3 separate regions of the Homo sapiens genome follow, and all the other regions are linked to region 2. The links are chromatin loops, found by intact Hi-C in ENCODE. Cell type or tissue: endothelial cell of umbilical vein. All regions are shown on one strand. Region 1 overlaps HERC3 (HECT and RLD domain containing E3 ubiquitin protein ligase 3). Region 2 overlaps FAM13A (family with sequence similarity 13 member A). Region 3 overlaps FAM13A (family with sequence similarity 13 member A).

What was found. A loop is a pair of places that touch in the nucleus more often than their neighbours do. Peaks named below come from ENCODE experiments on the same cell type or tissue, not always from the same donor. Only the 100,000 strongest peaks of a DNase experiment are listed, where the experiment ranks them.
Region 1: it touches region 2 in a loop (6-fold over the local background); 4 of 110 quality-filtered maps call a loop at or near these places.
Region 3: it touches region 2 in a loop (2.1-fold over the local background); 7 of 110 quality-filtered maps call a loop at or near these places.

The regions. Positions count from the first base shown.
Region 1 is chr4:88,671,675-88,674,174 of GRCh38, reverse strand. The region is part of intron 16 of HERC3 (HECT and RLD domain containing E3 ubiquitin protein ligase 3); the gene reads right to left. Among named protein-coding and RNA genes, the nearest start is that of NAP1L5, 25 kb to the left of the region's middle. In endothelial cell of umbilical vein, a CTCF peak has its summit at 1,042 (motif pointing left); a DNase peak (open chromatin) is centred at 1,044.
Region 2 is chr4:88,790,199-88,792,698 of GRCh38, reverse strand. It overlaps FAM13A (family with sequence similarity 13 member A), which reads left to right. Exons shown (of 24, transcript NM_014883.4): 9 at 2,072-2,113. Among named protein-coding and RNA genes, the nearest start is that of FAM13A-AS1, 82 kb to the right of the region's middle. In endothelial cell of umbilical vein, no CTCF peak of the experiment used is centred here; a DNase peak (open chromatin) is centred at 1,208.
Region 3 is chr4:88,728,363-88,730,862 of GRCh38, reverse strand. FAM13A (family with sequence similarity 13 member A) reads left to right here. Exons shown (of 24, transcript NM_014883.4): 24 at 2,204-2,500. The coding sequence ends at 2,330. FAM13A-AS1 (FAM13A antisense RNA 1) reads right to left here. Exons shown (of 5, transcript NR_002806.2): 5 at 760-2,500. Among named protein-coding and RNA genes, the nearest start is that of FAM13A-AS1, 20 kb to the right of the region's middle. In endothelial cell of umbilical vein, no CTCF peak of the experiment used is centred here; a DNase peak (open chromatin) is centred at 1,462.

The DNA.
Region 1 (2,500 bases), 120 kb after region 2:
CCTCTAAGCATCCCTCACCTGACCCCTTCCCACACCCCAGAGGTGAAGGAACCCAGATTTGGAAGCGGGCTGATCTTTCTACTGGAGAAGGGGAGGAGTTAAATTGAGGGCAGGGTCACCATTCTCTCTGTTGAGTGGGATGGCTGGGAAGAAATCCAAAACTGCCTCAGTTAGGAGCCACAGCCAAAGCCAGAGAGACACTGCCCAGAGCTGGTGGTCTAGAGAAGTCTCAGGTGAGCCAGCAAGGCAGGCAGGAAGATATGGAAGCCTTACAAAACAGAAGTGCCAACTCTAAGGAAGGCAAAGGATGGAGCGATATTCAGTCAAAAGAAGCCGCGAATCTGTAGCAAAGGTCTGCTTATACATCCACAGACTTTTTGTAAGTCTGTAAGTTTTTGTATTTGATATATAATAATTTAATTTCATTAATTTTTATTCTGTGAATACTGAATATTTTAGAAATTGTACTCACACTGGTATTTCCATATTATACAAAATAAATCTGCATGATTTTGTGCCACTATTGCTATTCATAACCTAGAAGGATGCATACGAACTGATAAGATACATGATTATCTCCTGAGAGGCTACTTGTCTTGGACTATCCATTCCTCAAAAATGAGTATCACAGACTTAAAACTAGTAAAGTACTAGTGGACCATATTTCAAGTCTCCCTGCCTGAAACGGGGCTGCACTGTGACCTAAGCTCATTTTTAAAGTATATGAAATAGAAGCAATGAATAAGTAAATGGGATAGAACAGAAAAATTGGGAATATCATTTTTTTTTAAATACGAAGTCAACATCTCCTAAATGTGGCTGCAAGTGGGGCAGGAGGCACTACACGCACACCTGCAGTGCTGGAGAAGAAATACAGCCTCCTCTGCCTTAGTGCCTGTCTTGTCTCACACGTGCACAATACTCATAACTGGGGACAAAACACTGCCTGGCTGCGTCTCCTTTAACACATACAGCAAGATGTCGAGCTTTATCTAGCTTTTATTTTTTAAGTATTTACACTGTGGCACTGACTTTCCCCACTTGTGCTGCCCTCTAGAGGAGCCCACCACTCATTCACTCTGTGCTATTTGGTTTTTAAGTGCAGATAATGGCAAGTTACTGATTGAAGTAAAGGAACCACTACCACCTCTTCTTTAAAAGGAGTAAAAATCAGCCACTTTAGAATGTTCCTTCTGCACACATGTGTTAGATCCCTTTGCAATTTTTCACTGCTGCTTCTGGGCTAAACACTCTGCAAAGGTAGACACCATATCCATACATGTTTCCACTGTGACTAGCAGGCAGATGGCACACATTAGGTACTCAAGAACTGCTTCGTGAAAAATATTTATTGAGGGCTTATTATATGCTAAGTACTCTGCTAAGCAAGGTCTTTCCATGCTTTCTCCCATTTAATTTCCACAATCTGTTATAATTCTTACTCACAAAAGAGGATGCTGGGCCTATAGAAATTAGGTAACTTGTCTAAGGCCATGGCCATTAGACCAGAGTAAGGAACTGAACCCAGGTCTTTTTGACTGGAGCATGTGCTCAATAATATACTACACAGCCTCAGCTATTAACAAGCTAAAAATGCCAACACACATCAAAAAAATCCATCTATTATTTAAAAGTAGTTAAACAAAAATAACATATGAAATAGCTTTAGTATTTTAAATTAAACTTCAAAATATCAAGACATTTAAAATTCAATTTCTAATAGCATTGTACCTCATACAATAAAAAAAATTCCACAAAAATCACAAAAGGCCATATACTAATTTCATGTAATTTTCCATATTTCTTTAATAACTATTATAGTTATTGAAGAGATGAGCATCTGTTATTCAAGATCTGATAAGATATTTATCAAATGTTAAAAGAAAGGAAGTTTAAAATATTGTAAAAGTTACTTAAATATCTCTACTCAGAGACTACTGTCATAATAATCTAGATTTTAACATGAGCAACTTCTTTTTCAGAGTAAAAAAGAATTACAATTTGTTAGACTTATTTTATTCAGCATCAAGTCACAGAAAGGGTAGATTAGAAATCAGAAGAATTGACTTTTACTGCTACTAATGAAATTAGTGGAAAAATTGTTTAACTTCCATTTCCTCATCTAGAAACAAAGCAGTTGGACTAAATAATTCATCAGGCTTATTTTTCTGCTCATAATGTTATTATTCAGTGAATAATTATTCATAAATTGATAAAACAGAAGGGCTTATTTTTTAATAATTCCTAAATTTGAAAGTGAAAACAGAGTTCATTACTAGCCTCCATGTTAAATTTCCCAAGTCAGCCCATTTAGAACACTCTAACTCATTTATATTAAAAAGTATTTTCCTGGCCAGGCACAGTGGCTTACCCCTGTAATCCCAGCACTTTGGGAGGCCGAGGCTGGTGAATCACTTGAGCTCATGAGTTCAAGGCCAGCTTGGGAAACATCACAAAACCCCATCTCTACAAAAAATACAAAAATTAGCCAGGCATGATG
Region 2 (2,500 bases):
CATTCTTTACTCTCTTCTGGGTTTTCCCCGAGTCATTACTCATATGGGTCCCTGCTCTCAAAACCAAGGTTGTGTAACTGTACTGAGAAGTGGAGTATAGGAGTTAATTATATATTGTTGAATTTACAGAGGGTAAGCCACAAAGTAGCAAAAGCAAGGACTGCTTGTTCCAGTTAAAGACAGAAAGCAGAAAGGGTTTTATTGTTGGTTATGTAGCCTGGGAACCACTATGAATAACAGGCATTGTGAGGCAGAGGAGAAATTGTTGTAATTAAAAGCAAAGTAAAATACCTAAGGCCAGGCCTCCATATCCAAAGATGACTGTAGTGAGTAATGGATTGAAAGACAAGCTAGTGGAGTGATTAAGAGCTTAGACTCTGAGCTAAAACCTTTCTTGGTTCAAATCCTAGCTCATTTATTTCTTGGTTCTATGGCTGTGGGTAAGTTATTTAACCTTTCTAACCTCTTCATCTGAAAACAGGGAAAAGAGTAGTACCTCTTCATAGGGTTATTGTAAATAATAAGTGAAAAAAAAACTATGTAAAAGTACTTAGCACAGTGTCTGGAACATAGTAAGTACTCAGTAAGTCTTAGGGTGTTTGTATTTATTTACTTATCTTCTTAATTATTTAATACGAATTTGAATCAGCTTCCCTTTTACCTAATCACATGATTTTACGTGGTTTTTCTGGGTTTGTCTGTGGCCATAACAAAGAGCTACAGCTTTAGCTAAAGAAAATTATCTTGGGCGAAAGAGTAAACATTTTTTGATCACCTCTGGGATAATGAGTACTATGGAAGACATGATGGTGGTGGTAGTGGGAGGGAGTGTGATGAAAGAAAATGAGAAATATTGTACAGTCCCTTGAGGCCTTGAGATTCTACATTGAAAGAGATGAGATATACACTTACATGGGAGAAAAACCTGACAGATGATTCCCAAGCAACATATTCATATGTTGAAAATTATATCGTATAAATTAGAATGTTTGGAGTAATTGAAAGACAACTATCAATATTGGTCCTTAACAACTTTGATTTTCTTTGAATGTCTCTACAAAGAAAGAAAAGAACTATTAGGACTATTAGGTAGAACTATAGTTTGACACGACTAAAGATTGTCTCAAATCTGCTCAATATTTAACCTCTTCTTTTAAAGGATAGGCACTTTTAAATCTTGATTCACAAGCCAACTAAACACTAGAGGGCAGATTGTGAGAATGTAATGTGTTAATACAATTAAAATAGCTGCCAGCCTCAACACTCATTGTGGTTATGTGAACATAAGTGCAGGCATGAGGGGGAAAGTTCTGAAGCATGCTAACCTGATAGTGTTTTGTAATTTTATCATTCTACTTTGTGTTGACCACTTCTCAATACTTTTAAAAGAATTCAGGCTTTAAAAAAATGGGAAAATCATGAAAATTTGTAAGTGCTCAACAAAAACATTGTAAATTAGATGTTAAGCTGACACATTACAGAGCTTGAGATGCTTTCCATCCTGAGAAACTTAGGAAGAAAATGTGGCTTCGAAAAGATGGTTTAGAAATAGTCATATAGAAAACAATATCGGTTCCTTGTTCTCTATCCCTGTCGTCCCCACTGCCCTCTGCCTGTTGAGAGCAGAGTTTTAGAAAGATGTTCTGTTTCCTGGCCTAAGAGGAGAAGGAAGGGAATGGATTTGGGCTGGGAAAAGATAGAAATAGGTGAAGTAGGTGGCAGGAAGGCACATGGCCACAATTAACATTTTAGGAAAATGAAAAGACCTTGAACTAGGGCTGCTGTGGCAATAGGTTGACAGCTAAGAGATGGTTTTCCAAATTTAGTTATAGAATTGTCTGCCTTGGACAACTTTTAAAAGGAGAAAAAGCCACTGTTATAAGCAAGCAGGGCCATCTCCATTTCTAGAAACAAGTGAAAATGAGCATCTTTCATTGGATGGTTAAACATTGTTTTGGGGATCACTTGGGACTGAGCTAATTTCTTTCAGCCTGCGATCCACTTCACATGTTTGGTTCATCATCTCTGATCTTTCATCTAACCTGACTTTCTCTTTGCTTCTTTTCTGCAGTGCTCATGTACCCCAAGTCAGCAATGTGTCTGCAACCGGAGAGTAAGTTATTTGGGTTGGGTTTTTGGGCTTTGGGTTTTTTTTTTTTAATGCCCTGTCCCACTTATTAAACAGAAAAAAAAAGCAACTCTAATGGTGTACAGTATTGGAAAATTCAGATAATAAGCAGCCAGTGACTTTTAAACTATATGGAGGAGAGGACTACATAGGTATTCTTATTTGAGCTTCTATATGTGTATTCCTACAGACAACTCCAACATTGGAAAATATGAGCTTTTTGTTTACTTCATTAAAAATAATGCCAGGATCAATTAATATTAGCAAGTAGTCTAATGTACTTTGGGAGGCATCTTGCAATGGATAATGTAATTAAAGGTTAAACCATTAATCATGTCTTTACTCCCTACTTAGTTCATTTGACTGAACCTA
Region 3 (2,500 bases), 62 kb after region 2:
GCTACTGCACTCTATTCTGGGCAATAGAGTGAGACTTCATTTCTAAATAAAAGGAGCTAGAGAAACAAGGGAAAGAGAGATCTAAGTATTACTGATTTTCAAGCTCATTTCAAAAATGAAGGTGATAATTGCCAAGTTTAAATGAAAAATATGTATGAAAATCAGTAAGTCGGCCAGGCGTGGTGGCTCACGCCTGTAATCCTAGCACTTTGGGAGGTCAAGGAGGGTGGATTACATGAGGTAAGGAGTTCAAGACCAGCCTGACCAACATGGTGAAACCCCATCTCTACTAAAAATACAAAAAATTAGCCGGGTGCAGTAGCACAGGCCTGTAATCCCAGCTACTCGAGGCTGAGGCAAGAGAATCACTTGAACCCGGGAGGCCAAGGTTGCAGTGAGCCGAGATCACGCCACTGCACTGCAGCCTGGGCTACAGAGCAAGACTTCGTCTCAAAAAAAACAAAGAAAAGAAAAGCAGTAAATCTACCTGGTTGATGGGCTGCCTCTCGCCAGTGAATTTTAAGGCACAATTTAGTCTTTCATGTTTACAAGCAACAGCACACAAAAATCTTACCGAAAGTCACAGTAGGAGCCTGAGGAAAGAACCAGGAACAGATTTGCATCTCTTACATTGGAGTTAGGTTTTATCATTTTAAATTGGATTTAACCCAGATTACTGAAGCTATGTAAGTATTGTTTCTCTTGAGTCCTCTTTTATACTTCTTGAAAGTTTGGGGAAATGAAAGCACCATAAAAATTAACTTTGTCATTTAAAATATATTGTATTTCAGTTTAGTTTAACAATTATTGTATGAATTTACTTTTAGGATCTCTGATTTGGATATGTCTCATATATTTTTATACCTAAACACTTGCTTTTCATTTCCCACCCATTGCACAGTATTTAGAAAATATAGGTAAGCAAATTTAAGTAGTAATTCCCAAAACAATAATAACCAAAGACAAGTCAGAATTAATGTTTTGACGTGTATCTTTCCAGTCTTTCATCTAAGCCTATTTTTTGGCTTATCCTTTTTTATATTATTCTAAGTCACATTATGCACAGATATCTTATACATGTAGAATTACGCAAACCACCCAGGTTTTAAGAAAATGTCAATGGAGGACGTTAACTTAATTGTCAAAAAAGTTTAGAACTATGAGGGACTTAGGAGATAAGCTCTGGTTCCATGACTTCGTGTCTGAGGAGAGTGAAGCCCCTCAGAGTGCAGTGGGGGCCTGCGTGCCAGATGCTCCAATTCCTGAGCACCTGTTCCTTGCCCTGCCCTCTGCTGAGAAGCCACTAGAATCCTTTCCTAGAACAAGGCAGGGTATGAATAAGATCAGTTTATTTTTAGGTCATTGAACAAATCAAGCCCCATGCTATCCTCCTTACCCATATTTGCCCTTTAATAATAAAGGCAGGAAGCCTATGGTTGAATGTTTGCCATGTGCAATTTCCCATAAAACACAAAGCAGCAGCGCACCGCGTGGTGGCCAAGAGCAGGCAAGTTATCTGATTTCCTGTGCTGGTTTCATCATGTGTAGTGTGTAGAAAATGGCTGCATCTCATCAAGGTGTTATAAGGGTTCTATCAGATCATGGGTACAAAGTACTTAGCACAGGGCTTGACCTATAAGCTCTCAAATACTTGTGCATATAAATATTATGTATGTAAAGTTACTCAATAATAAAGGCTTATTATAATAGTATTATGTAATCCAGCTGCTGAATTCTAACACAGTTTTATGATAAGTAGGAGTATTAACTATCTGTTTTTGGAAAAAAAAAAAAAAAAAAAAACTAAGTTGTGGACCAGTTGCTAATTAAAAATTTAAAATTTCACGAGATGAAATATATAAGAATGAGAAAACATTAAGTATGAATAAAAGATTTTGGTGTATGAGAGCTCAATGTGAATTCATACTTAGCAGAGAGAATTTCTGCATTTCTTAGCCTTCTTATCATACAGGATGCCAGATTAACTATATAAAAACTCAGTTGCATGTTGCCTTCTGGGTGAAACATTTTCATTACTTGTCTAAATCCAGCCCCAGTCTTGAGACCAAGGGCCACTCGGCAACACTGATTCTACAAGTTGATAAACTGCAAAGTTTCTAAACAATGATAATTTGCCCGATGAATAGTATCTAGCAAAGACAGAAAATGATCCTCAGACCCCTTTTTCCTTTATTTGCATTAGAAATGTCCAGAAGGAAGACCGCACTCCTATGGCTGAAGAATACAGTGAATATAAGCACATAAAGGCGAAACTGAGGCTCCTGGAGGTGCTCATCAGCAAGAGAGACACTGATTCCAAGTCCATGTGAGGGGCATGGCCAAGCACAGGGGGCTGGCAGCTGCGGTGAGAGTTTACTGTCCCCAGAGAAAGTGCAGCTCTGGAAGGCAGCCTTGGGGCTGGCCCTGCAAAGCATGCAGCCCTTCTGCCTCTAGACCATTTGGCATCGGCTCCTGTTTCCATTGCCTGCCTTAGAAACTG